Regions from separate parts of the Homo sapiens genome. Here region 1 is linked to region 2. Evidence: chromatin contacts called from ENCODE Hi-C data. All regions are on one chromosome and are shown on one strand. Each heading gives the region's core, a stretch centred on a gene start or an enhancer-like site at or near the end of the contact. The rest is flanking DNA. Distances are from core to core; before and after follow the strand shown.

Evidence for each region. A loop is a pair of places that touch in the nucleus more often than their neighbours do. Pooled maps may share reads with other maps.
Region 1: a loop to region 2 is called in a pooled map, with 6 times the contacts of the local background. The contact joins two enhancer-like sites. A Hi-C loop is called at or near these places in 2 of 37 single-sample maps with no recorded cell type and 4 of 50 pooled maps.

What each region holds. Positions count from the first base shown.
Region 1 is chr6:143,235,007-143,237,706 of GRCh38, reverse strand. All of the region lies in intron 3 of AIG1 (androgen induced 1), which reads right to left. Among named protein-coding and RNA genes, the nearest start is that of AIG1, 180 kb to the right of the region's middle. Within about 2 kb of position 1,431, at least 2 of the 41 ENCODE cell types and tissues checked have a DNase peak (open chromatin) inside an H3K27ac peak, as active enhancers do.
Region 2 is chr6:142,473,385-142,476,084 of GRCh38, reverse strand. No RefSeq gene overlaps it. Among named protein-coding and RNA genes, the nearest start is that of ADGRG6, 170 kb to the right of the region's middle. Within about 2 kb of position 1,449, at least 3 of the 41 ENCODE cell types and tissues checked have a DNase peak (open chromatin) inside an H3K27ac peak, as active enhancers do.

The DNA.
Region 1 (2,700 bases), core at 182-2,681, 760 kb before region 2:
AATAGAAAAGTTACTTCAAAGCTAGGTTCGGTTAGAGTAGAAATTGTTTTTCCAAAGTTGGTGGTAACCTTACATGTTATCTACTGAATAGGTGAAGAAACTAGGGGAGAGAGAAGTTCAATGATTTGGCCAGGACATGCATACTAAATATTGGTAATACATACTAAATATCCTGCTTTTCTGATTTCAAGTTTAATCGTGAGTTTATCATATATTAGTTGAGAGAGATGGTATCTTTCTTGACTTCATAGCCCCAGTCCCTAGCATAATGCCTGCATACCGTATGTTCCTTATAAAGGTTTATTAAATGAATAAATTGTAGCCTCAACTACATTATAAGCTTCATGAGACAAGACTTCTTCATGAGACATTATAGAATAAATTGTAGCCTCAACTACATTATAAGCTTCAAGAGACAAGGGTCCAGCATGGTACATGGCACACAGTAGATGCTCAAAAATATCTGTTGGATAGATAGATGGGGATTGCTAATGGATGTGTGACACTATGTTTAAGGACTGAAAAATTAATTAAAGGCATTGAACTTCAATGCATTAGATTATTAATATCAAGGAGTGGGTGCAGTATACAAAACAGTTAAACTCTTGTGCTGTAGAGCCAGGCAGTGGGGTTTAGATTTAGATGCCTTGCTTACCGGTAGCATACTCATTGTAAGTTATTTAACTTGTCTGAGCCCCAATTTCCTTACATGCAAAAAAACCAAGATAGTGATAATACCTCCTTCACTGGGTTTCTGTGAGAATAAAATGGAATCATGAACATAAAACATGTAGCACAGTGCCTGGTGTGTAGAAAAAATATAATTGCTACTATGGTTGTCTATTTTTTTGGTGAAAAAAATTTCTTAAGGAAGTATGGAAATTCTTTTATACATGTGGTTTAGAGCAAACAAAGCAGTGTCATTTAGGTTGACTTGATGCAAATGTGTTTTAGTTGGGGGGTGGCGTTTTTTGGTTTAGGTAGCTCATTTTGCTTACAGTTTGAAGAGGAAAAAAGCTAAGCAGATGGCACGGTGACACAAAGGACTGGAGCCTACTGTTGCTAGAGGTTGTAAAAGTGGAACCCCACGGTTGCCAGCTTGGCTGGACTTCAAACAAGTCCCATAAAGAGTGTGACTCGCTCAGAAGGGGGCAGGAACTTGGTGTGAAGCTCTCTAAAGTGCAAAGAACAACATCATTATATCCACAGTAGCTTGACTCAGTGCTGGGCTCTGGCCATAGGCCGGATGGCAAGAGGGTGTCAGAAAATCACAGGCAGTGCACCTGTGAAGGGACACCAAAGACTGAATCCTTTGAAAACTCCTGACTCCAGAACAACGACAAATTACCAACAGATGGCGTGAGTCACAGACTCGGAGTCCGAATGAGGCATCTGCAAACTCACGGCAGAGGCCCTGCCCCGCTGGGCTGAGCCGGACAGACACAGGCCCCAGCCCAGATGGCTGCGAAGGTCACCAGGAGGGACACCAGCCGTATGCGCTCAACTCATGAGAACTGGCACAACTCGTAAGGCCCAAGAAGGCTTCCCAGGATTAAAGGAAACAGAAACCAGATATCCTGGTCAAATAAAACCTCACATTTTTGGGGCTTATTAAATACAAGAAAATAAAAATGTGATGGGGTTCAGTATATATACCCGAAAATATTTTAAGCTGAAGGAATTTGGGAAAATGGCAGAAGTAGGAAGGTCTTCTCATCTCCTCCCTTCCCTGCCCTACCTTCTTTGAAGCAAAGCTTGGGAGACCCTCATTGGAGAGGTGCCCTCCCTAGATCCAGAGGAAAGAAGCATCTTTATCTTTGAAGAGAAGAATTGGAAAAAACAGGATTTCCTCCAGTTTATTATCAGTAGATCACACTTTTTAGTCCAATTATACTTCATAACTATCCACTTCTGTGTTAAACCTAGCATAAAAAATACATGGTTTCCCTGTTTCTTCAGGTCTTCCTTTACCTTAGGAAGGCATCCATGTCACGTAAAACCTAAATACAACGGTATCCTTTTCTGTTGTTTATTTATCTTTGTTATAGGGGCCTCAGCCAGGAACCTAGACTTTTCTTCTTCCCCTACAAATGAATCAGGGGAGAAGAGAGTGAGATGGGGAGCCTGGGAACATGGCATGCCAGGGAGGCATTTAGCAGAAAAAGGCCACCATTTTCCATTCCAGAAGCTTCTTTGATGTACTCCCCTTCTCATGCACAGGTTTAGCTTCAGGTCAGAAAAGTCCTGTAGATATGTACATTTCCCACATACCTTCCCTGCCATTATTCTATAAAATATGACCACATGCCACAAAGCGAAAAGGTATCTATACAAATTTCAGATGTTTTTCCTTCTTCCAGTGTTACAGAAACACGTATGTCCTCACAGAGACCAGCAATGATGAAAGGAAATACTAAATTCTATTTAGGAAAAAAAAAACTTGCATGGAATAAAGTCCTCAAAGCATCTCATTTGATGAAAAATCCTGTCTTCTGAGTTTCCACAGCACCCGGGGCATAGCCTACCACCTTAGGTTGTATGTCACCATTTTCCACTCTGCCACTAGAATTTCAGCTTGTCATCTGTTGTTCATCTTTAAATCCCTACCTCCTACCACATCATCTAACTTTCAGTGGGCCTTCAATGAATGACAGATGAATGAATGAATAAATACATGCATGCATGCAGGGCTATGTAGTA
Region 2 (2,700 bases), core at 200-2,699:
GCACTTACTACAGCCAAAAGTCTGTTGCCTAAATGCAGGGGAGCCACAGCGTTCTCCACAGGCAACCTTCTCATTTCTGAGAGCATGTGCCAGAGGATGTTCACAGCGGAAACCTGGCTGAGTGTGTTTAAGGGCCCTGTAAAGCATGAAGATAATGTCATTATTCAGAGGCATCGTGTTGAAAAATATTGAAAATGCTTTAAAAGTCAGTTTCTCTTTGTTCTTAACAATTGACTATTCCAGTTTGTCATCATCTTCAGGATTTAGTTTTTTTTTGGTTGTTGTTGCTTTTGTTTTTTACCAAACAGTAATCACTTTTGAGGGTATTGCTATCTCACAATTAATTCAATGAACTTGAGGGATAATGAATATTCAGAGCTGAAAGGTGTTTACAAGATCACCCAGTCTGATAGTTTACAAACTGTGCTCTGAGGAAACCTAAGATTCTAGGGGAGAAAGGAGGAAACTCAAGAGGAAAACGTCTCTTTCAACTCTAGCATTTTCCTTTATTATTTTAGGTTTTGAACTTCTGAATAAGAGTCTTAAAAAGAAAAAAAGGAAAAAACATTCCCTTGGTAAAAATGCTTGAACTTACCTAGTCCAATGCCTTACTTTTTACATAAAAGTAATTAAATAATTTGCTTAAGATCCCACAAAGGGGTCAGTGATGGGGCAAGGACTGGCATTCTTAATCCCTGAATTTGTGATTTCGAGAATCAGTGTGGTACCACGGATAGAGAAAATATTGGTCAACAGACTTGGAGCTAATCATTACCAGTGTGTTTGGGCAAGTCACTTTGCCTTTTTAAAGTATCTTCATTTATAAGAGAATTTTGTTGTATTTTGTTTTCCTTCCTTCCTTTTGCTATAATATTTTCTCTCAGAAATGTGACTTTCAATGAATGAGGAGCAGTGAGATGAAATTTTAAAAGACAAGACTGGGACAATTCTCTCTTCTTAATTGTGCTTGCAAGTTTAGTTTAGCACCCTCCATTAGAGCAGCTTTTGTCTCTTTTATTAACTAATGCAACCCAGAAGACCCTTGCACTTAGTAGCAGATCCGTTAATATTTGTTTAGTAGCTAGGTCTACCAAGCTCCAAAAAATTGAATAAGCCATTTTGTTCTAAGGGATGCGCCACTGTTATTAATGCTGTACTGCCATCTTCTGGTCACATGAATAATTACAGTTGCATCCGTGAAAATGAAATCCTTCAGGAACTTGTTCCTTTTTTGTTTTTATATTGCAGTAATAGCATTTAGAGAAAAAAAATTGTGGGAATATCTTATTGTTGTTATAAGCAAATTTTAAAGGTGATCTTTTTAGAGTAGGAAACGTTTACATTTTCTGTGCAAAATGACAAAAGAAATATGTACCCTCACCTGAGAAAGCCAAGCAAGCCAGGGAGAAGAAAGGCTGGAAGCTAAGGAACAGAGGCACCGGGAGGTAAAAGGAACCAAACCCCGGCGCTGGGCGCCGCCCTGCGGACACTCCGGTCCTCAGCTAGAGGGAAGGGGAGACGGCTGGGCCTATGGCGAGGTGGAAATCCTTCCTCAGAGAACTTATGAACTGTGAGCTTGTGAGAGTCCAGAAACCCTGGGAAAATGCCAGGTCCACTAGCTATAGGCCTGGTTCTTCAAAAGCAAGATTTCCCTCACCATATTTTAAAATAAACCCTTGTGGGCCTTTTTTTTTTTCTTAGAAGCCAAGATACGTTGCTACAAAGTGAGATTTTCCTCTGGGCTACAATTGTGTCCTATAAAATATGGATTGTTCTAGAGAAACTCTAAGGCAATAACTTCGAAAACCATTACATCTGATAAGCATTTCTGCTTTCCTGTTCAAAAAGTGTCCTCCCAGCTGGGCGTAGTGGCTCACGCTTGTAATCCCAGCACTTTGGGAGGCCGAGGCGGGAGGATCACGAGGTCAAGAGATCGAGACCATCCTGGCCAACGTGGTGAAACCCCGTCTCTACTAAAAATACAAAAATTAGCCGGGCGTGGTGGCGCACACCTGTAGTCCCAGCTACTCGGGAGGCTGAGAGACAGGAGAATCGCTTGAACCCGGGAGGCAGAGTTTGCAGTGAGCCGAGATTGCACCACTGCACTCCAGCCTGGCGACAAAATGAGACTCCGTCTCAAAAAAAAAAAAAAAGTGTCCTCCCAACACCCCCCATCTAAGATAAAGTACCTGTGAAGAGGAGACCTTATATAACCCATCAGCAGATGTGATTAAAGACTTTAAGATGGGGGATCATCCTAGATGTGATTTAGGAGAGACCCATGTAATCGCAAGGATCCTTAGAAGAAGGGGCAGGCAGACCAAAATCAGAGACCTGCAATGTGACACTTGCAATGGAAATAGACTGGAATGATGTGGTCACCAGTCAAGGAATCTTGGCCACAGCTTCCAGGAGCTGGAAGTGGCCAAGGATGGATTCACACCTGGAGCCTCTAGAAGGACCAGCCATGTGGATGTCTTTATTTTAGACCTATGAGACTTCTTTCAAACTTCCGACTTTCAGAACTTTAGGAGAATAAATTTGTGCTGTTCTAAGTCGTCAGTTTTGTGGTAATTTGTTATGGTGGCAATAGAAAATGAATTGAGTCTTTAATCAATAAGGGTTGTTTTAACATAATCACCATGCTATTATCACACATCACAAAATTAATAATGCCTTAATACCATCAAATATCATATC